Linked DNA regions of Mus musculus: regions 2 and 3 are each linked to region 1. The links are chromatin loops, found by intact Hi-C in ENCODE. Cell type or tissue: heart. All regions are shown on one strand.

The links. Peaks named below come from ENCODE experiments on the same cell type or tissue, not always from the same donor. Only the 100,000 strongest peaks of a DNase experiment are listed, where the experiment ranks them.
Region 2: it touches region 1 in a loop (4-fold over the local background); 6 of 42 quality-filtered maps call a loop at or near these places.
Region 3: a loop joins it to region 1, with 3 times the contacts of the local background. A loop is called at or near these places in 6 of 42 quality-filtered maps.

Annotation. Positions count from the first base shown.
Region 1 is chr9:59,580,057-59,588,056 of GRCm38, reverse strand. Celf6 (CUGBP, Elav-like family member 6) reads right to left here. Exons shown (of 12, transcript NM_175235.3): 2 at 5,699-5,781. Among named protein-coding and RNA genes, the nearest start is that of Celf6, 5.7 kb to the right of the region's middle. In heart, a CTCF peak has its summit at 3,075 (motif pointing right); a DNase peak (open chromatin) is centred at 3,066; H3K4me3 peaks cover 609 bases; H3K27ac peaks cover 628 bases; H3K27me3 peaks cover 4,290 bases.
Region 2 is chr9:58,899,796-58,907,795 of GRCm38, reverse strand. It overlaps Neo1 (neogenin), which reads left to right. Exons shown (of 28, transcript NM_001042752.1): 17 at 750-925; 18 at 1,008-1,146; 19 at 3,245-3,352; 20 at 4,688-4,882. Among named protein-coding and RNA genes, the nearest start is that of Hcn4, 81 kb to the right of the region's middle. In heart, a CTCF peak has its summit at 4,422 (motif pointing left); no DNase peak of the experiment used is centred here.
Region 3 is chr9:59,337,001-59,345,000 of GRCm38, reverse strand. Bbs4 (Bardet-Biedl syndrome 4 (human)) reads left to right here. Exons shown (of 16, transcript NM_175325.3): 3 at 862-941; 4 at 2,450-2,513; 5 at 3,803-3,914; 6 at 5,118-5,190. Among named protein-coding and RNA genes, the nearest start is that of Bbs4, 13 kb to the left of the region's middle. In heart, CTCF peaks have their summits at 3,396 (motif pointing left) and 4,823 (motif pointing left); no DNase peak of the experiment used is centred here.

The sequences.
Region 1 (8,000 bases):
ACTGAGGCCCAGGGAGAGAAACACATTTTTCTAGGACAATAAGAGAGAGAATGAGAGCAAGTAGGAAAGCTCATTTGGTGGGTACTCTGTGGCTCACTCCAGGTCTGCCTAATGGTAAAGTCTGTGATTTTTGCATCCTACTGTGCAACTCCATGATTATTTATTTATTTATGGTTTTGATTTTAAGATAGAGGTTCATTATGTAGACTGTCCTTAGAACTTGCCAATAGCCTAAGCTAGCCTCAAATTCATGATACTCCTCCTGCCTTAGCCTACTGACTGATGGGTGATAGGAATCATCATGCCAGCTAACGTCCACTGTGTGTGCTTGTCCATGTGTGTGTGTGTGTGTGTGTGTGTGAAGGTCAGAGTTGATTTATTTGTATTTTATGTGTATAGGTGTTTTGTCTACGTGTATATTTGTGCATCACGTGTATGCATGGTGTACACAGAGACTGGAAGAGGGCACCAGATCTCTTGGAACTGTGTCACAGATGGTTGTAAACTTCCATGCTGGTGCTGGGAATTGAATCTGGGTACTCTGGAAGAACAGCAGTGCCTTTAACAAGGGCTCCCTCTATTTTTTTTTCAGATCCTGTCTCTTATTGAATCTGGAATTCTCTGATTCAACTAGAACAGCTGACCAGCAAACCAAGGGATTTTCCTGTCACCATGGGATTACAGGAATGGGTCATTGCTGTTGGCTTTGTATGTGGGGTCTTCTGGGGAATCAAACTCATGTCCCCATGTCTGCACAGCAAGTAGCTTACTGACTGAACCACTCTCCGGCACTCAACTCCATTTTTAAGACATGAATGCAAATGAGACACTGAGGTACCAAGACCTTCGTCTTGACAAGGCAAGACGAAGCTATGAGCCAGGCTGGCTGCAGCTCAAGAGGCTGACACAGGAAACAATCCACTAAGATACTGTTTGACCTGGGCCTTATGATCAGAGTAGGTAGAATTAGTGGGAGAGGCAAGGCTGGCAGCGGAGTATTCTAGACACCTAGAGTAGAGACAGGGAGCGTTGAGCCTGAGGGAGCAAGGGCTCCAGCTCCTGAAGGAGAAGCTGCTTGTGAGACAGATGTGAACTTAAATCCTAGTTACATCACTGGAAGCTTCTCTAAGCTCTTTGAGTCTCAGAATCTCCGCTCATAAGAGGGGTGTGAGGGGAAATTATGGTGAAAATTGCAGTAGCCAGATCTTAGTAGGTATACCAGATATGGCAGGTTTTGTTCATCTTTTTGTGTGCCTCTTGTCTTTTTGGCTTTTATAATTTGGGGGAGGGTGTTTTGTTTTCATTTTGTTTTGGTGAAAGGAGGTGAAACTGAAAGGCAGGACGGGGCCAGATCAGGACAGGCTGTTTAAAATGCATGTCACAGATTTTGATTTGGATATATTTCACATGCTAGGAGGATCCAGGAAGGGATTTTAAAAGGAGGAGGGGGTGTGACCCGGTCTGTTTAGTCTTTGAAAGCATCTCATAAGTTGTCATGGTGCAGAGAGAAGATTGGGGTTAAAGAAACAGGAAAGTCAGTGGTGCAGGTGGAAGGTGAGAGAGACTGGGGCCATTGTAGAAGGAAACGGACAGACCCAAAAGATGTTCAGGACAAATGAGCTAACTACAGTTCTCTTGAGGGTGAGGCCGAGGGAAGAGAGGACATGGGGGCTGACTCTCAGGTTTCTGGCTTAGCGGTTGGGAGACTACTGCTTCCCAGACTCTGAGCCTCAGCCCCAGGAGACAGGGATGATTGGGAACGTCTGAGGTTTAGGCATGCTACTCATGCTGGAGGGGAAAGCTGCTCATGAGAGCTACTGGGCAGCCTGGCTTCAAACTTGCCATGGGGGATTCAGGTGAGCCCTGGCCTTGGCTGATCACCTGCTTCCTGAAGAGCTTTCCAAGCCCTCGTCTGTCAGGGCCACGAAGGGGAAATCAGCCTCGGAAAAAGGGGAGAGAAAAGAACAATCTACTCCAGGAAGCAGGGGAAGGAAGCTCAGAGGTAACCGACCTGCACAAGGCCCTGATCTGTTGACCCAGTCGGCAAAAAGGAGGCAAGATCTATTGCACTTCTATGATAGACTTAGAAAACACCCGCCTTAGGGCTATTGGTTGCTCTGGGCTGATTCTGTACTGCACCCAGCAGTACACTGGAAGGGGGTTTATCAGAATTTCTCATCAGTAATGACCGTTGCTGAGGGGTCCGAGGTGCATCATCATTTTCAGCACTCAGTTCTACCACACGTCTAACCCAGCTCACTCTCAGATCCCACGAGCCCCTAGAGTTCATATGCATGTCATGAGCTCATCCCTTCCCTCTCCACGCCTGCATCAACCCAGCTTCAGGGCAGCATGCTTCACCATTCGCCTCTACAGAAGCGAATGTCCTATCTTGCCTCCCCTCTTCAGCCCAGTCTTCACACTGTAGCCAGAGCAATCTTTAAAGCTTCATCTCTAACTCTTCTTAAATCCACCCATAACTGACTGTCAGAACTTGTGTGACCCATTTCCTCTGGCCCCAGCATGCACAGGGCTCTCCACTCACACACAGCCACAGCCATCTTTGCAGGCGCTGGTGGGGAGTGGGGGGGGGGGGAGAGACATCTTCCCGTCTGTTCTCACATTATCCTCAGAATTTCTGAAGTGATCTTTGGCTGAAGTGAGGACATGGACAGGGAGATAGACCAACCTCCTAATCCCAAAAGTGGGGATGAAGTTGGCCTCTTTCTCCTCACGATTCTAGAACTAGGGTGGGGCTCAAAGAAACAGCGTGCAGTAGCGTCATCAGGAAAAGTCTTCAGGACTTGGGAGCCAGGTGGGACAGATAGCTGCAGTTCGAAGCAAGTCCTGAGTAGGGAGCCAAGCTTCAGTGGACGGCAGAGACTGGCAATGTTGGTAAACGGGGGTGGGGGAGGATCTGAGAGGAGATTTTGCTCCAGAACAATCTGTGCTATTTCCCGTGAACACTTGGGGTTTCTTTTTGTGGATTCGCTCAGCTTTTACAGACTTCCCTTCACAGTCCCGCCAGAGTCCAGCAAACTGCACAAAGAAGTCTTATCCCTGTTTCTCCAGCAGGTGGCAGCTATGCCCGGGACTCAGTACCTGCAGAAAGCTAGGCGCCTGCCTGCCTGTTCCACTCTGGCGGTCGCTGCTGCCCCTGGCAAGCGCAGAGGAGAAATTGATGGCATGGATGTTGCCGGGGCTAGCCAACAGTGCCATTGATTTTCATTTAGGAGGATAATTAAATATTAATTTTCACTTTGTTAAGTTGAGAAGGGGGAATAAAGCCAATGTTGGCAGTAACAGAGGAAGCCAAGCCACACTGGAGGTTTGCAGAAGGAAGGATGGTAGAGGGCAGAAGTCCTCAATTGCTATACTCTCCAGAAACTAAGAGCCCGTCTGCTACCAAGTTTTCTCATGAACTAGTGGAGTGATTGAGTGAGTAGACTAACTGGGCTCAGAGACATGAACTTGGGCAGTTCACTTTAAGACTCAGTCTTCTCATCTGTAAGATGGGGGTACCAATAACAATACCTTCTTCACAAAGGATTAAATGACTTGGTACACATAAAACGCCATGAACATTGGAGCTGATGACTGTTGGTTAGAACCATTTTGCTCTTCTCCTTTAGAAATCTTACAAGGTCTCTGGAGCTTTGCCATCCTTTTCTAAGGAGTCCCAATTCTTATAAAGCCCCAGTGGTACTGTCCATTTCTTTGGAAGTCTTTTCTCCCCAAAGCTCATCTTAATTTACTCAGGGCTTTCCCAGTGAAGTCCAAATCTCCAAATCTTGCACCTTTTCCCCCTTCAACCGTAGCCCTCCATAGGATTCTGCCCCACTCTGGCCCAGGCTCTCTTGGACCCTCCCCTGTGGGTCCAACAGCTTCACACCCACCTGTTCCTTCCAGCTCTGAATTTTTTAAAAAGATTTTATTTATTATTTATTATATGTAAGTACACTGTAGCTGTCTTCAGACACTCCAGAAGAGGGAGTCAGATCTCATTACGGATGGTTGTGAGCCACCACGTGGTTGCTGGGATTTGAACTCTGGACCTTCGGAAGAGCAGTCGGGTACTCTTACCTGCTGAGCCATCTCACCAGCCCCAGCTCTGAATTTTTATCGCACAGTTTCCTGCATGGGTGTTCCAGCTTGTCTCAATGCCTGTGCTTGCAGCAGGAACCATTTGCTCCCACGGTTAGGTGAATGATGCTTTCTACGATGGCTCCTACTAACGTTTCTGTTTCATTTACTACTGCTACTACCACTAGCTAACCCAGACCGTGTGCTTACATTTTGCTGTGCTATGTACTTCACACGCCTAAGCTCATCACCCATGAATTCAGTCTTACAGATGAAGAAACACGGGTGTTTTATCTTATTTTTTGAAACAAAGTCTCACTATATAAGCCTGGTTGTCTTGTTACTTGATATATAGACCAGGTTGGACTCAGAGAGCTCTGCCTGCCTTTGCCTCCAAAGTGCTGGCATTAAAGGTGTGTCCAGCAACACTCGGGTTTTAGACTTGCCCAGGATCACAGAGTTGGTGAGTTCATGGAAAGTTCTGATTTGTAAAATAAAGCTGAAATGGGTACCTGGTTCTTATTCTAATTGATCTTGTTCTCGACACCTGGGACTTCTACAGAAAATCAGATCCTTTGTCAGGATCTTAAGGCAACAGTCACATTTACTGGGACTTTCCTTACTACAGTCTGATGAACTAAGATCTTAGTACAACCCACTCCCAACAGAGGAGAAAACTGAAGCTTGAATTGAAGGAATTATAGAAGAGACATAGATGATATTCAGATCTAAGTCTGAAAGACTAAAACCAAGTATCTTTAATTATCATGTTATGATGCCTTCGTGTTAGAATCCCATTAAATTCTTCTTTCCCAGATATACATCTGAGATCTACTTGAACACATCTCATGATATGTTTTGCATCTTTGTGCCTTTATTCTATTCTGGTCTCTTTATAGACCAATGAATTTCTTAAGTCTGGAATAGACATTGTCCCAGACTTTGCCTACTCATGACACCTGAATGTCTCCTAGGAGAAAATGAGGCTGGGAGCCTTGGTTTCCTCTTGGCAACCAATGCTTGACCCTAACTGTCACCATGACACAAATGGTAGGTTCTGATTTTCCTTTGCTTGTGACCATCCATTAATTGAGACCAGATCATAAAATCCCAAGTGCCTATAAAATCAAGAAGTATCTTTTAACTTTAGTTATGTTTATAATATGGAGTGAAGACAATTTAGGTGAGTCAAGGCACCCCAAAAGTATTACAGGAAAAAGTCCACAGGAAAGTCCCATCCAGGAGCACAAGAGTGGAGACAACATGGAGCGACAGACATGCTCACAGGAGTGACAACAATACCCAAAACCACGATTTTAGTCAAAGTGGAAAAATTCTAACCAAATTCCCATTGATGTCTCTTTTAAAAGATAGGTTGAGACACTTGGCCCTGAGCCCCCTCCCCTTTTTGAGCCAGAAGACTGAGTATGGTACAAGGCTTGACTTGCTCAAGGAACACAGACATAAACCCTTTCCTGGGTAGATACCCTTGTTTCTAGCTGCTGGTACCAACCCAGCCCTGTATGGTGATTAGACCTGCGTACAGAGTGGTAGAGCATTGTTTCACGCGTCAGGTGACTCCCACCCATCCCATCCCCAGCCTTGATTGACTTACCCCTGGCAGGGTCTTCTGCTCATGCAGTGCACTCTGGGCCTTGAGGGCAGAGTCCCGGGCGCAGTAGGTGAGGAAGGCACAGCCTGAGGAGGGAGAGCTGAGCTCAGGGACTTTTCTGAAACCTCCTAAACATTCTGCTTCGTAAGATCCAAGCAAGTTAATAAACTTGGGGTCACTATCCTTTCAACATGCACTCTGCCCTGGGAAGTGCTCTGTGATGGAAAGTCTTCACAGGCCTAGGACCTCTGCCCCAAGCTCTGGCTCCCTCTCATTTTCTCCTGGCCTTCTGTCCAAGAAGTATACCCATCTATCCAGTCATGTGCTCATGCAATCCCACAGCACGGCTCCTCTCCCCAGCCCATCCATAAGGGTTAAACCTTCCTAAGCAGCTTCGCCTGCTTCTCTCCAACACCCATCTATTTTAGATAGAGACTTATAGTCTCCAAGGATCAGCCTTGATTCCTTCCCAGTCCAGTTCCAAGTGGCAGGGAAAAAGGGGGAGGAAGATGAAGGATTGAAGGCCAACTACTTCCCAACACTTCCTTTCCTAAGTTTGGAGTTGGGTAAGGCTTGGTTCAGGTTTAAGGGCTTCCTGTAAGTAGGAAATTCCAGAAACTCCCTAATCCTATTTAAGACCTCGGTCTATCACAACAGGGCCTCTTAAAGTGTTGTCTTTGACTCAGCTTGGACTCTTCTACACAATCCTACTTATTGAGGCAGGGATGGAGTCTGGGATGAGATAACAAGTAGGGTCTACTATCTCACTGTGTCAGCTTCAGAATCTGCAGTTTCCTAGAAAACTTTGAAGGAGGTTTCTCTTCCTTTTCAATATTCACTGAGAACACACTCATCCTGAAGATATCCAATACTTACTTATTATGGTTGGGCCTTATGATGGGTTAGAGATGGAGAAGTCTTGGAGATTAGATGTCATGAGGAACACCTGAGTCTGTCTCCAAAGGTTGAGGACTGCCTCCAAGAAGACACTGAGGGCGGGGTTGTAACTCAATGGTAGAATTCTTGCCTAGCATACATAGTGGTCAAGTAATGGTGACGATAAAATAGAAAACATGAATTCTCGAGAACAGGGACAGTGAATCCTTTGAACCAGGTGAGAAGAGGTGTGTGATTGTTTCGTTTGCGGTGAATGAAAACTGAGCCAAAATGTGGTGTGTTCGAGAAACAGCTAGAAGGCTGGATACAGGAGAAGTCTTGAAAGTATGAGCAGAGTGGCTAGTGAGGAATGCAGGCATTGGGTTACATGTAGCCTTAGAGACCGCGAATAAATTTTGTTCTCCTTCCTGAGAGCAATGGAGAAGCCACTAGAGGGTGTTCACTAGGGATGCGAGATGATAAGATCTGTATTTTCAAAACGGACCTCTCAAGTAGAGGAAGGAGAAGGAGCAACAGAAGGCCACATGCCTACGGGAAGCCATTCGGAGCTGGCCCAGTTCTCCACTCAGAGCTGGCTAGGAAAGCAAGTGGGGCCTGTTTTGTTTTGTTTTTCAGTGGTATCTTCTATGGAGCTGCCTCCTGAAGATGGATGGATTGCCTCCTGCTTATTGAGAATTCCTAGACAGTGTCTTATTTTATCAATAGGGCAACTGAAGCCAGAGATTGTGTCAGTCACAGTTTTGGGATCTTTGAACTCCCAGGCTAGGGTTGTTTTCAAAGCACTGTGCTGGTGTCCACAGTACTCGGCCATTGAAATGAAAATGAGTCACTTTAGTGTTCAGACATCATTGGTTGCTGCGAAGAGAGTGGGGATGCTGACTTAGAGGCCCTCTGAGTTACCTCCATATCTCACAAGGCAACATCTGCTTTGGAGAGGCATAGAGTGAATGGAGGACTAAATCACTGACCCCTGGGTTTCACATACATTACTGTTCTGCCACTAAACCATAACATGTCCTCACACTGGAAGGGGAGCTTTAGAAAAAGCTTTGGGGACCAGGTGCTACCAAAAAGAGCCCATGGAGATTGCTTGGGTTAGAGGGTAGAAGGCTGGAAGGATGGAGATACAGGGAAGTATGGCCACAGGGGCAGATGAGTAAGAGGTGAGCAGGAGGGATTAGTGCTAAGTGAGAAAGGAAGACAGAGTGAGGGGACAGTTCAGACATGGAGTGCTTGAGTGAGAACTGCAGTGACTCCACGCACTTGCTTTACTCTACAGATCAACTACAAAGATGAGGTTTATGCTTACCCACTGAACTCACTGTCTAGGAAAAAAATGCCACAAATGACTGGGCATGAAGACAGCCAGTGGGTTAGACTGAATTCTAGGAAGTCTGGATGATGTGGC
Region 2 (8,000 bases), 680 kb after region 1:
ATGCCATTTGAATCTGTAACGATCATGGCATTTACTGTACCTCATGGAGACTTGTTCACTACCTTATTCTGACTCCTAGAGAAAGTACAGCACACACTGCGACATGGTGTCAGTTCACCTCTTAAGGAAGAGGAATCTTTGGATATATTCAGCTATGAGCCATTTCTCTACTGCCTCTGCACTTAAGATATCAGCAAGTCTGAATTGGCTTAGCCATCACACGTCCAATGATGGGCAGTAGTAGTAACTCATGTCCCAAAATCCAGCCATATTTACTAAAAAAAAAAAACAGACTATGAGTTTTATGTTGCTTGTTCAGAAATTATACTCTGGATTTTAAGAGCAGTTTTGGTTTTTTTGTAATCTTTTTTCTGACAGCGGGTCACATTTTCAAGGAATTCGAAAAAATGCAAGCATGTGTATTAACATGATCACTCAATTACCATCTTTCAGTGTCTTTAGAGTATTGTTGACAATATGGTTAAGTACTATTTTGTTTAACATTTTCCTACAATTTTTCCTTTAAAAAAAAAAACACATTAGAAGTGCTCTTCTGAATGAATGAGGGCTATCTATTAACTCTGGATTTTCTTTCTTTTTTTCCATTTTTCATTTTTCATTCCATTATACTCCCCTGCATTCCCTTTTATTTTTGTTTATGTTAAAATGCCACTTCCCTTTCTTAATTACTTTTTACCCAGACACTTCTGAAGTTGATTTATTTGTTATTAATGCTCCATACACTCCAGTGCCAGATCCCACTCCCATGATGCCACCAGTGGGAGTTCAGGCTTCCATTCTGAGTCACGACACCATAAGGATTACCTGGGCAGACAACTCCCTGCCCAAACACCAGAAGATTACAGACTCCCGCTACTACACAGTCCGGTGGAAGACCAACATCCCAGCAAACACGAAGTACAAGGTACTGAACATTTGCCTTGAGAGCAAAAAGCTAATCAGTGGGATTTTCTTGTTTTAAAGTTCTTTGATTCATGCTTTTCCAGAATGCAAATGCAACGACGTTAAGCTATTTGGTTACTGGTTTAAAGCCAAATACGCTCTATGAGTTCTCTGTGATGGTGACCAAAGGCAGAAGGTCAAGCACGTGGAGTATGACAGCTCATGGCGCTACCTTTGAATTAGGTAAGTATAATGCAATCCCATGTCACATGACACTTCTTCTCTTTGTGAAATACGAAAGCCTGTAGAATTCACACTGTTATTGTGGCACATCCTATCACCTGCGTCCACTGGACATGGGCAGTGCACATACTGCTCTCGCTACAGAACCCGGTGGGCAGCCGCATTTCAGTTGTGTTTGCCATTTCAACTACTGTGAATTTTTGGGTCACTTTGCTAAAACAGTAGTAAACAGCAGAATAGTGCAGTGCAAGACAGACTAGGTTTTAGAAATTGCAAGAATTCAATCTCTGGTCAGCCATCTGCCAATTGTTTCATGAGCATGCCAACTAATCCTACTGAATCTCAGTTTCCTCCATCTTGTTTGGGGTGATAGCCCCCCCATTTCTACTTTAGTAGGTTATTATAAGGCAAAATGAGGAACAGATGGAAAAGCATGTGGGTGGGTAGATACAAGATATTATTGTATTAATCCTGCTTACTGGTAAATTGAAATTGAAAACAATGAAGTGACCTGCCCTTGACCCAGCAGTTGCCCAGCTGTGTTGCCTAGTCTGAACAGTTTGCTGGGTAATCCAGGGCTTTCTTGGAAAGCAGCTCTGTAAGATCCTTCGCTGGACTGGCCTTTGCTGTTTGTTAGTACACGTGAGGGAGAAAGCATAACTAAGTAGATGAAGGAAAGAGTAGGCGGCCAACCTTGAGACCCTGTTTCCCCTGCACTTTGCTGGGGTAAGGATATGAGCAGCCTTGAGAATCTATGTATTCTGACCTATTTCTGTGCCTGGTGAAAACCAAACTTCCACATTCTGTGCAAACCAGTTTTGCCCTTCTGCACAGTTGCTTAGAATTTCTCCAGGAAAGGGGATTGGACTGGAGAGTTAGGAATACAGTATAGAAAGGGGCAAATAATTATTAGTTTGCTTTCTTTTCTGTTTATTTTGTTGTTTGTTTGTTTGGCTTCGTGTTGACACGGGGTCTCACTGTGTAGCCCTCGCTGGCCTAACACTCACTGTATAGACGAACATGACATCCAAGTCCGTCCCGCCTGCCTCTGGAGTGTTGGGATTGAAGGCATGTGCCACCACACTCAGTGTTTCCATTTAAGAATATCTTTTTGCTTTACTTTCAGCTTACTGACCAATAAGAGAAAATTTTACTTTCCCTTAGGAGTTCATTTCACTAGGCTCTTCCATTTTATATTAAAACTCGAATGTTTTAGGAAGCAGCGATTTGAAGGAATGCTTGATTTGATCATTTTCCTACTTAGCTATTACATTAGACATTCTCACCTGTAACATAGAAAGCCATTTTCTTTTGTCATCTTTTGTTTGTTTGTTTGTTTTTGGTTTTGGTTTTGTTATTTTCGAGACAGGGTTTCTCTGTATAGCCCTGGCTGTCCTGGAACTCACTCTGTAGACCAGGCTGGCCTGGAACTCAGAAATCCGCCTGCCTCTGCCTCCCAAGTGCTGGGATTAAAGGCATGTGCCACCACCGCCCGGCTTCTTTTGTCATCTTTTCTGCTACATGAACAGCTTTTATTTATATCATTAACATCAGCAGTTGGTAGTATGCTTTCAGTGTGAGCTTAAAATGAAAAATACCAAGTAGTAAATTTCTTCTTAGAGGGAATTGAGCTTTTAAAAGCCATATTTGACTTTAAGAGTCAACTCTGAGCAAGAGAGAAAACTTTAACACTTTAAAATGTCCTACCAAATAAGCCAAATCAATTGAGAGGAAGTAGTCTGGGACAGTTATGTAACTGCTCTCAGTTTTGGTGCCTTGACCTCCCAACAAGGGACAATGGCACTTGCCCGTCTAGGTTGTCATAGCCTTAAGAAAATGCAAACTATAAAATACCAGATGGTAGTGTGTGCTTGGAACCACCTCCCAGTCCACAGGCCCATTCTCTATCCTCATGGTTTTAGTTTTTCTTTGATACTTTGTATAGTCTTCTTTTTATTAGAAATGATTGGTTATACATAGACTTGCATTATTAAAGCTGGGGGCTTTGTCTTTTTTCTATGCATTTGCTGTTCCTTATCAGTGAAAAGAATTGGAAAATTGAATTCTATTAAAATGGATAGTGTTTGTTATTTTGTAGTTCCTACTTCTCCACCTAAGGATGTGACAGTTGTGAGTAAGGAAGGAAAACCTAGAACCATCATAGTGAATTGGCAGCCTCCCTCTGAAGCTAACGGCAAGATTACAGGTAAGACGCCTTAGACTGGGCAAGTTCTGTGTCATCAATAAAGTGGGGATGTGAACCTGGCTGGGTCCTTGTATGGAGTGTAGTGAGTCATGTTGGTCCTTGAAATTGAAGCAAGGGTAGCATGGAATTGTGTGTCTAGCCAGTAGTGTTACTTAACAATATATGGTGGGACAACCTATTTTTCTACTGCAGCTTGATGGGTACGTTTATTTTCCAAAATGCTGTCCACTCCCCAGATGACTTGCTTTGAACTTGTGTGTCCAGTTTTACTGGAAATTATCTAGTCTGTATAGACTGTGCTTTTCTACTTACAAGCCCCACCAAATCCCATTAGGCTTTAAACCACCACTACAGCCCAAGGCCTGTCACTTCACAATTCTGTGCTCTTACTAGTAGAGTTAGAAGCTTGAATTACCCTAGGCCTACCAAAGATCTCAGGATCCCACCCCCACCCCTCGGCCCCCCCTTTGGACTTCAGAGAGAAATTCCCCATAGTAGAATACTGGCAGATGCTTGGAACCTGTGCCCCATTCATTAGAAGTTTGCTAAAGAACCAGTTGCCTTCTGAAATACAAGGAAGATGGCCTAATGACTCAGAAAGTGTATTTTGTCCCTGTAACTTTTTTTTTGTCTGTTTTGGTTTGGTTTTTTTGAGACATACATACATATATATATGTGTGTGTGTGTGTGTGTGTGTGTGTGTGTGTGTGTGTGTGTGTGTTTTATTTATAGTCCTAGCTGTCCTGGAACTCTCTGTGTAGATCAGGCTGGCCTCTAATTCAGAGACCAATCTACCTCTTCCCGCCTAGTGCTGGGCTTAAAAGTGTGCCACCATACCTAGTATGTTCCTGTAACGTTTAAATAAGATGTCCTTTCCCAATAAATCCTAGTCATTTTCTTAGGTTCCTATTTTGCTTCTTCTATAAAAGAAACAAATATAGCTTAACTCAGATTACATTTTGCTTTGTCTTTTAAAACCTTAAATCACAATTTTGTAGTGTAGATCAAGAAGGCTTATGTTTGTAAGGCATCCTGCCTCATTTGTGGGAATTGAGTGCCCCCTGGTGGAAATATCTGGTGACAGCCTCTGTGACCTAACCCACCCTTAGAACTTTGTCAGGTTTTCCAATCTGCCGAGCATTTTCCTCCTGGGAAATGATTTTTATCATAATTGAGCATGGCATACCATTGCAGAGTCCCAGAACTACGTGATTCTAAGTCAGAGCCCTCATGATACTTCATTCAGATACTATATTGTAGACATTTATTGACTTTCAGATTGCAAAAAGAAAAGCAGAAATGGGATCTCTTTTTTCTATTAATTGCTCTGGACAGGTTACATCATCTATTACAGCACGGATGTGAATGCAGAGATACATGACTGGGTTATTGAACCAGTTGTGGGAAACAGACTGACTCACCAGATTCAAGAGTTAACACTTGATACGCCATACTACTTCAAAATCCAGGCCCGGAACTCAAAGGGCATGGGGCCCATGTCTGAAGCTGTACAGTTCAGAACACCTAAAGGTAACTCTCCCCGAGCCAAGGGTTTTACTGTGTTGTCTATAATGGGACTGCAGCATGTGGAGAGCACTGGTAATGGACTTGCCAGCCTCACTGTAAAGACTTCCAAAGAATTCCTCTCCTACCCACTGGCCACCAAATTGGTACTCTCCCAGTCCACCCAGAGGGAAACGTTGGCTGTCTGTATCTGGGCAGAAGAATTACAGTGATCTCTTAGTTTTTATCAGAGAAATCAGATGTGATTCTTTAGGTTTCTACAGAGTTATACTGCACAATATTCTGACAGATGTTTTCTTTCAGCACACACAGTCTCTTAACATAAAAAGTTTAGGGGCTGGTGAGATGGCTCAGTGGGTAAGAGCACCCGACTATTCTTCTGAAGGTCCGAAGTTCAAATCCCAGCAACCACATGGTGGCTCACAACCACCTGAGATCCTGATGCCCTCTTCTGGTGCATCTGAAGACAGCTACAGTGTACTTACATTAAATAAATAAATAAATAAATAAATAAATAAATAAAAGTTTAAATGTCAACTTTTGTGGAGGATGAGGTTAGAAGGAGCCATTTATGTAAAGCTCACGAAAAAAGAATATAAAATAGTAAGCCAGGCAAGCTTAGGCCAATTAAATGGAGTTGGGTACTGAGACTGTGGAGAGGTGAAAACCTGAATTTCTTTTCTATTATCAATTTACTTGGAAGTTTGTGGGAATTGTATTTTTCCTTTAAGACGTCTGTCTGTCCATCTTCAAAGCTGGTGATCCTTGCTCTTGTTTCCTCTTCCCCTGTGCTTGACCTGTCAGCGGACTCCTCTGATAAAATGCCTAATGACCAAGGTAAATGAGGAGATGGCCTCTCATTTTTTCTCTTTTGCAACCTATCATTAGCTTTTTGTTTCATTTTTCCGCCTGAAAATCAGTATCATGTGTTTAAAACCACACATACTTATTGGCCAGAGTAGTGTTGAGTCCATGTTTATAGCCCTTGGGATATCTGAAAAGCTGAGGGAGTCACTTAGAAGCTAACTTACCTGGTGGAAGAAAATTGAGTTGAATAAACTCTAGATTGGCATTAAGTGAAGATCAGGTTATCCTTAGAAGTTAAGATGCTAAAGTTATAAACAGTGATAAGCATTTGAGGCAAATGTGAGCAGTATAGCAATCTTTCATATTTAGTATTTTATTTAAGTGAAAAGTCAGTATCAAAATCAGTAAACACTGTATTTCACTTCTGACATACGTATATAATCTTGTTACATACGTGCTTATCTGTGACCAAGGATGTTAATTTATAGCTCTTTTTATATTTCTTCCTTAAACATTAAGTAAGACTGTTTTTATAAAAGGATAAAAAGCATGTGGCAAGACACTTAGGAAGGACGAGTCTTAATGTCACCTGTCTTGAAATCCTTGACTGGCAGGTTTTTCATTGTGATTGCTCTGGTGGCATGTTAGCTGCCCTTTGTGATTTCTGTCTCTAAGAAACAAGCTAAAGGTAGCTTTCCATATAGAGATAGAACACTAGAAATAAAGTTGATAATTGTTCTCATGGTTTAACAGTAATAATCAGAAATTCAGCTTTTTGGATCTTGGTTAATGTAAGAATCAGAACAGAGTATTGAGTTTCATGGCTTTGGACATGTGCTTGTGTTCAACAAGTCTTTTTTTACATGGGAGGGAACTGTGGGCATAGTGTTTTGAGTGTAGAAGCATGAGATTTCATAAAGCGTTACGCTGAATATGCAGAGAATGTAAATATGCCTTGCTGAATACGCTGAATATGCAGAGAATGTAAATACGCCTTGCTCTTTCATTTGATAACTGTTAAGCAGCACTTTGCTGTTCTAGTATTCAAAATTTTTCACCTGTTGGTATTTAGGGTACATCCTTTGAATTTCTTGGTTATTCTTTAAATGCTAAATAAAATATTGGGAAATGCAGGAATATAAACCAACTAAATCTTGGCAAACAAGGTGAGTTCAGTGGCAGCTTTTTGTTTGTTTGGTTGGTTGGTTGATTTGTTTGTTTGTTTATGTGATGTGTTCTGGAAAGTTTAAATGTAGCTTACGTGATAATCATGAAAATTTAAATATAAAGAACTTAAAATGCTGAGTATCTCTGCCAGTTAGATTTTGCCTGATGTGATAGCATATGAAGAACAACAGGAATCTTGAGGCTTACATAGTGTGTGTCACTTGGGAGATGATAGCCTCAGAAGTAAGAGGATGGAGTAGTTAGTAGGAACAATGGAAAAGGGGTCAGAGACTAAATTAAATCCTAGACTATGCCCTAGAAGTTCTGAAACTATACTGTAGGATCCAAGAACAACTGTTCTTTTCTTGTATAGATTTTTTACTTCTGAGAACATATCAAACATTATAGTTAGCCTCTAGATTTATTCTATTAAATGAAGTACTTATACAACTTTATATTCGGGCTCCCTTTGTTTCTTTTAAAATATGATTCTTTATAAGAGGAAAGAGGAATTAACATTAACTCTGTTTTGCAGAAATAAATGTATTTATACATTTCTAGTCAAGCTTTATTTGTGAAAATATCTCTTATAAGTGTTTACTAGAGCTCCGTGTACTCTGCCTCCATAAAGAGGAAGAGGACATCCCTGAATTTATGATGTTTGTAATAGTTAACATTTATTGATCATTTACTACACACAGAGCAGTATTCAGTGTCTCATGGTCTTAAATTTCCATTTGGTGTTGTAAACAGATGTCCAAGTGACTAATTACATGACTTGCCCCACAGCAAAGCACTGCCATGTAGTGGAGCTGGTGTTCACGGGCAGTCTTGTAAGCACTGCGTGCCATTAACGGTCAGGAGCAGCTTTTACTTTTTATGCTTGCTGGCCTCTTCTCAAGAGCTTGCCACTGCTTTCTGGCTAGTAACTTGGAATTGAGGAATATCTTTATGGAGGAAGAAAGAGAGAAACTGAAAACTAAGAATAAGGATTATAAAACAGAAATAAAATAAAGCCTGGGGTTTCTGCCTCTTTGAGGTCTGCTGCTGGGGAGACCTCACTCATTTGAACCTGTGACTATAGGAGCTCAGATGACAGTGTAAGCAACCAGAAGGAAGGCTTGTGTTTTGTTTGTTTCTGTTGCTCAAT
Region 3 (8,000 bases), 240 kb after region 1:
TTAGTTCCCAATTACTGGGATTATGGATATTGCATGCTTGGCTAGTGTGCGGTTTTATAAAAATTCATCCTTGGAAGCCTAGTGAAGACCCGGCCTGTGAAGTGCTACATTTTTGGTCTCAGAGGTGATGTATTGTTGTTGATTTAGAGGAACAAGAATCCTCCATCTGCTAACCTGTGACACTTTAGGAGGACTGACTTCAGGTTGTGACTGTCACTGGGGGATTCTCAAGGGCTTTGGATGGGACGTCCTCCTCCTCATCAGATATTAGAGAAATACCGGAATATTGTTAACAAAAAGACATTAGTTCTGCCATCCATAGGGCTGTTTATTTTAATTGAAATGTTTGTGGTGTTAGGGATTGAGCCTAAGACTATGCACATGCTAGGCAGGTGCTCTTAAGCTAGATCCCCAGCTTCCTCTTTTACTTGTTTCAAAACTTCTTTTTTAATGTATGTGTTGGGGTCTGCTGATCCAGTTTCAATCCCTAGGACCCACATGGTGGAAGGAGAGAACCAGCTTCTTCAAATTGTCCTCTGTGTATGCTATAGTACGTGTACCCACGCATTGTCCTCTGTGTATGCTATAGTACGTGTACCCACGCATTGTCCTCTGTGTATGCTATAGTACGTGTACCCACGCATTGTCCTCTGTGTATGCTATAGTACGTGTACCCACACATGGGGAGCCACAAAGTAAATACAATTAGGAAAACAAGATATTTCCATACATTTCCAAATTCCATGAAGAATTTAATGCACTATTGTAATTGCTTGTGGTTGGTTTAGACATGAGAACTCCGCTAAAGGAGAAAATTTAACACTTACTGTATTGTTTGTTTTGCCAAAATATGCTCTCTAGCTCCAGACTTCCCTATTGTGGAGAAACAGAACTGGCTGATCCATCTCCACTATATCCGGAAGGATTATGAAGCTTGCAAGGTGAGAGACAGGCTGGGCAGACAGACACTGTCAGTGTCTACAGCCCCGTGTGGCAGCTAATAGCTTCCTGCTTTAAACATCAGTATTTTAATCTAAACAATATTTTATCTACCAGCCTTGACTATGATCTTGTCTCTTTGTGTGTTTCTATATAGCAAATAGGAGCAGGTTCCTTCCTGCTTACTGTGGGGATTTTCTCATTGTACTCAAACCCTTTAGTATGACACTCTGTCCTCTCTCCCACCCTCTTATTTGCCTCAGCTCCTCTTCTACCCCTTGCCAACACACAGTTTGAAGCTTTTCATTTTGGGAAGCCTTTCTTAATTCTCTTGGGATGGCTGTAGATGCTGCCTTTTGAGAGTAAGTACCTGGGTCTAGTCTGTCAGAGTAGAGAGCCCATGTGATTTGTTCTCTACTGAGAACCACTAGCGTCTGCCATGGTGCTTGAAACTTTTCTCATGTTTTTCTAGCATGCCTAGTTAGATTTTAACTAGGGGTTGAGAAATTTTTTTTTCTGTTATGGATGAGATAGTAGTTTATTTTAAATTTAATTTTTTGAGATGAGGTTTTCCTCTGTATCTTTGGTCGGCCTTGAACTTGCTAACAGGCCAAACTCACAGAGATCCACCTGCCTTTGCCTTCTGAGTGTTGGGATTAAAGGTGTGTGCCTCCATGTCTGGTCAAGACAGTGGTTTAGACTTTAGGGTTATGTAGTTCTTATCTCCTATTTGTTGGTTGTTGCTGTTGTTGGTTTTTGGTTTTGTTTGTAACAGTTGCATGTAACCTCAGATTCAATAGGTAGTAGAAGTTGACCTTGATTTCTTGGTCCTCTTGTCTCCACCTCCTGAGTGCTGAGATTGTAGGCACATACCACAGTGCATGGCATATAATGCAAAAATACAAAACTTATTCAGAAATTTTAAAGTTTATGTGTGGGTGTTTTGCTTACCTGTTTGTCTCAAGCAAGTATTGCTTGAGGAGGCCAGAAGATGTCATCAGACTCCTTGGGACTTGAGACTGGAGTTACAGAGTTACACAACTGTACTATCTGTATAATTGTGAGTTGCCATCAGGGAGCCGGTAATCACATTTGGGTCCTTTGAAAGAGCAGCAAGTGCTAAAGGTATTTTTTTTTTTCTTTTATAAGACAGGGTTTCTCTGTGTAGTCCTGGTTGTCCTGGAACTAGATCTGTAGACCAGGCTGGCCTCAAACCACAGAGATCCACCTGCCTCTGCTCCTGAGTGCCAGGATTAAAGGCGTGCACCACCATGCCCAACCCTAAAAGTATTTCTAAATGAGGGATGTACATACAGAAATATTCTGAGAGCCCCTAGGTTGCTAACCTTATTCTGAAATAAGTGATCATAAGAGTTGAGATGAAAACAAAACTCCTGATGAAACCACATTGTTAATTGTTGTCTATGTCCTAGGTGTTTTATGTCCCTTGTCTGCCTCTACTGCTGCTTTGGTAACACCTAACCCCTACTCAGCTATTCTTCTCTTTTAGGCTGTGATCAAAGAACAGCTTCAGGAGACTCAGGGGCTATGTGAATATGCTATCTATGTCCAAGGTAAGACATATTGTTTCTTTCCTTACTGGAAAATATATTTAGCCCAAGGTTCTTGGAAAACAAACAAACAAAAAAACCCAAACAACCTAGGGAAGACTTAAATTCAAATAGTGTCTCAGAGAAGTCTTATTTACTATCCTTTGAAATTTGAACATGGGCTGGCGAGATGGCTCAGCGGGTAAGAGCACTGATTGCTCTACCAAAGGTCCTAAGTTCAAATCCCAGCAACCACATGGTGGCTCACAACCACCTGGAATGAGATCTGATGCCCTCTTCTGGTGCGTCTGAAGACAGCTACAGTGTACAATAATAAAGAAATTATTATACAGTGTATAATAATAAATAAATCTTTTAAAAAAAGAAAAAAATAAATTTGAACATAATTCTGTATATGTATTGTGCACACATCTGGAGGCCAGTGCCTGATATTGGGTAAACATGTTTTTTAAATATATTTTAAAATTATTTTGCCAGGCGTGGTGGCGCACGCCTTTAATCCCAACACTCAGGAGGCAGAGGCAGGTGGATTTCTGAGTTCGAGGCCATCATGGTCTATAAAGTGAGTTCCAGGACAGCCAGGACTACATAGAGAAACCCTGTCTGGAAAATACCAACAAAACAAAACAAAACAAAACAAAACAAAAAAACATGTATGTGTGTTTGCCTGGATGTATGTCTGTGTAACATGTACATGCATGGTGCCTGTGGAGGCCAGTAGTGATCATTGGATCCCCAGGAACTAGAATTAAAAGTTGTTGTAAGGGGCTGGAGAGATGGCTCTGTGGTTAAGAGCACTGACTGTTCTTCCAGAGATCCTGAGTTCAATTTCCAGCACCCACATGGTAGCTCACAAACCATATGTAATGGGATCTGGTGCCCTCTTCTGGTGTGTGTAGACAGAGCACTTATATACATAAAATAAAAGGTGGTTGTGAGCCACCATGTGGGTACTAGGAATTGAACCCCAGTCCCCTACAAGAGCAGTAAATGCTCTTCACAAATTGAGCCACCTCTAGCCCTTCAAAATATTATTCTTACAAAGAATTTCTGTGATTTGTAAAAGACCTGTTATCTGAGTATAGATGCTGGAAGCAGAATGGGTAAATCTCAGTTAGCTTACTACGGGCTTCCCCTTAGTAACACTTTGCTTGCTTCTACCCATCTAGTGATGACTGATTGGATTAAAGGCTTTCTCTGATTTTAGCTCTTCTTCCTCCTCCAGTTTTTCTGATGCCAGCCTCTACTTCTAAGAATATGGCTTATTTTCTGTATTTTCTATTATTTGGCAGCACTGATTTTTCGCCTGGAAGGAAATATCCAAGAATCCCTAGAACTCTTTCAGACATGTGCTGTTCTCAGCCCACAGTGTGCTGATAATCTCAAGCAGGTGGCCAGATCTTTGTGAGTACTGGAACAATCACAGAAGACCACATAAAATGCTGTCTTTTGAAGTGATTTTTGGGAAAAAACTTATTGCTATATCAGCCAGATGTTTGCTATGTGGGACAATGAGTAATAAGTATGATGGGCTTCATCTTGAAGAGCATGGATTAATCTGGAAGTCAGCTAGTATTAAGGAACTCCGGACCTTCTAGTTGATGAGAACAGTGTATTATCCCATAACTCTTCTATAATCACATGGGCAAGACATAGCGTGTTGGTTTGATGTTAGGTGGAATATTGACATATAGTAAACGTGAGGTATTTTGAGCACATGGCCTGCGGATCCCTCTGGAAATACTTGTAAAGTCTTCATAAACATTTTCACACCCTAGTGTTCCATGCAGTGCCATCTCCATGTTCCTCCCCACACTGCCTTTCTTACTGGCATCATTTTCATATAGAACTCAGTTCTCTTCAAATTCATGATCAAAAAGAGACCTGGGTTGAGGAGGAAAAGGATCCGCCCTTACTGGGCAAGGTTGGAGATGATGGTGGCTATGCTTCATGGCATATGGTTTGACCTTTTGTTGGTTTTGTCTACTTTTAGTTTTATTTTTTATGTTTTTGGTTTTATTTTGCTTTTTCGAGACAGGGTTTCTCTGTATAGCCCTGGCTGTCCTGGAACTCACTTTGTAGACCAGGCTGGCCTCGAACTCAGAAATCCGCCTGCCTCTGCCTCCCAAGTGCTGGGATTAAAGGTGTGCGCCACCACGCCCGGCTGTCTACTTTTATAAAACAATACAGATAGTAGTTACAGAAGAATGCCACCAACATTGGTGTGTGATGACCTTACTGTCTTAGAACAGCGCTGACACAAGCTCTGCCTCAAGAGCTTCTGCTTTTGGGGCGCAATGGTGCCCCCTGCCGTTCCCATACAACCAGCTCAACTTTTTGAAAAATACTTATACAATTTTTAGCTCTGGAACATGTGTAAAATGTGAATTTGTAGAGTTAATCCTACAGGAGTTTAGGTTAGCTGGGTGTGGCAGTGCACACCATAACCCTAGTACTTGGAGCTGAAGGCATGAGGACCGGTTCCAAGTTATCCTTGGTCACACAGTGCATTGGGGGCTAGTTGGAATTACGTAAGGACCTGCCTCAAAAACAAACCAAAAGTAATGAATTGAGGAAGTAATAATTATAGAAAATTTATCTTCACAGGTTTCTTCTGGGAAAACACAAAGCTGCCACTGAAGTATATAATGAAGCAGCTAAACTTAACCAGAAAGACTGGGTAAGTGAGAAACAGCATTTCTTTCTCAGCAAATAGCTCTTTTTTTATTTTTTATTTTTTTGTTTTTCGAGACAGGGTTTCTCTGTGTAGCCCTGGCTGTCCTGGAACTCACTTTGTAACCAGGCTGGCCTCGAACTCAGAAATCCGCCTGCCTCTGCCTCCCAAGTGCTGGGATTAAAGGCATGTGCCACCACCCCCAGCTCTTTTTTTATTTTAATAAGGTCTCAATTTGTGTAGCACTGGCTGACCTGAAATGCATTATGTAGAGCAGGCTGGCCTCAAACCCAGAGAGATGGGTCTGCCTCAGTGGTACTCAGCCACTGCCTAGGGCTTGGCTAGAGCTCTTAGATGTTCACTGTCTTTGATTCTGTCCTCAGCACGGCATTTCTGCGTAGCTTTGTAGACTTTGGTTTATATTTTGCAGCTGTTAGTGTGGCTGACAGGTTTGTACTGGTGTGATTCCAGCCGTGGTTTCCCATGTCATTTCCAAGAGCTTTAGAGGTCACGTTGGTACATTTGGAGTTCGTAAGCATCAGCAGCAGATGTCTTCATATGTACTTTGCATATTTCCCCTATCTGCTTGGCAGTCAGCAGCTGTTTCTTTTGACTTTCTTTGTGTTATGAAAACTTTAAGTGACTCTTCTGATTATTTTCCCTTCATCATCTTCTCTTTTTTATTAGTGTAAATTAACTGTATAAAACAGTGAGTTTCACTGTGACATTTTCATAGTTTAATCATATTCACCTTCCTTATCTCCCCTATTTTCATCATGCACTTATGTAAATTGGGAATTATGTGTAAGTACAAAACAAAGTCAGACTAAACATTGCCTTTACAAAGAGTTTTTCCCCTCCATGAATCCATATCATGGGTTTTTGCATTCATTTGTGGTCCTAGAGTTTCAGGGCTGAGACTTAATCATGGTTAGTTAAATGGCGCCTGCTGCAGCTCAGAAGTATTAATTCATTGAAAGGAGCTCAAAGAGCAAGGAAGAGCGAGTCCCAAAGGAACCTCTGCTGTATCTCATCAGCCGTAGCCTCTGAAAGGAAGGCTGGAAAGTCCTTGCTAACTGGAGTGGGGCGCTGTAGTGAAGGGAAAGAGGACTGGGTCTCTGGAGGATGGATGAGCAGCTCCTCTCATCCTCTCACTGTCTGCGACACTCATTGTCACTTCCTGTCAGATTCAGCAGCCTTGTGGCTTTTATGAGGGATGGATTTGACTCCACCTTGTTCTGTTTTCCTTTGCATACTTCCTGCGCTGTTAGCTGTTTAAGGCGTATTGGTGCTTTCTTTTCAGGTTTCACCTACTGCAGAGATTCATCAGGGGTGAGTTAGGGACTAGTGTATGTAGAGAGCATTAAAAGGCCAGAAAGGTGGTATTCCCTGATGAAATGGAATATATACAAGTTTTGGAGACAGGCTTGAATTGAAGGCACAGTTCTTGGTAATGTAGACATTATTTCTATTGTGGTTTAAGAAAAAAAATAATTTTAGAATGTGAGAGCTTCATGAGACAAAGACTAGTTTTTAGGGTTGCTTTTTTTCAGGTAGATAATAGTATTATAAGTTTAAAACAACTTTTTCAAAGATTTATTTAATTTATTTTGTGTGTATGAGTGTTCTGGCTACATGTATGTCTGTGTGCCTACATGTGTAAAGTGCTTTTGAGGCTAGAAGAGGATGTTGGATCTCTTGGAAGTGAGGTTACATATGGTTGGTTGTGAGTCACCGTGTGGGTGCTTTGAACTGAACCCAGTGGAAGAGCAGCCAGTGCTCTTAAGTGCTGAGCCATCTCTAGCCTTGATTTTTTTTTTTTTTAAAGATCATGTCTTTGAGAAACATGTACTGAAATACTTATGAGTGAAATGTTATGTTATTTGGATCGGATGCTGTCGGGTGCATGAGTCTGTGACGCTGCGTGTACATAGTCAGGATACACAGCTAAAGAAAGGAGACAAAGCGTCCCAGCACTGGCCCTTCTGTGTCAGGGAAACTAACTTCCCCGAGCTTTGGTTTCCTATAAAACTGGAAAATCTATACCGATGCTGCGAATTTCTTAGAGAATTTAAGTAAGGTATATGACAACAACAGGCATCAAGCCTATCACTGATTGTTTTGTTGTTTGAGGAGGTGTGGAACACATTAAACTAGCTTCTCTGAGCTTTGTGGTCTGTTCCTGAGACAGGGCTGCATCCCTGCCACTCACAGGTGCTTGGCCCTCTTGCCTTCCAGGAACACCCTCCTTACTCCTGGTTTCTTTTCTAAAGCTGCTAATAAAGTCAGTTTATTACAAAGGAATTCCAGAGACTTCACAACACTTAGGCCAGAAGACACATGTCAGTCTTGTAGTAAACTGGAATTAGAAGTTAGCAGCAGCCCAGGTAGTTACTGCGGCCTTTTGATTCATCTTTCTTTTCCACACAGGTCAGAGGTTAGCAAACTGTTTTTGTAAAGGACTACTTAGTATGTAGTTATTGAATGTATTTAGAGAATCTTACAGCTTTCTACACTGCTAGAGGTACTTAGCTCTGTAGTTCTGGTTCTAGTGTAGAAAAGCCATAGGAAGGAACTTTACAAAGAAGACCGAATTTGTCCTCTGCCCTCTGCTATGGATTTCAACAGATTAGTGTCAGAGATACACATTTATGACAGTGGCTCCAGGTGGCACCACTGGTTCCTGAATCACTAGGGAAGGTAGTACTTGTTGTCACTGGCCAGAGCTCCTTCTAATTTCAGATTTTTATAGAAAAGGCCCAGGTATCCAGAAGCAGGGAAACAGGATTTCCTTAACAGTGGAGCTCCCAGCTTGT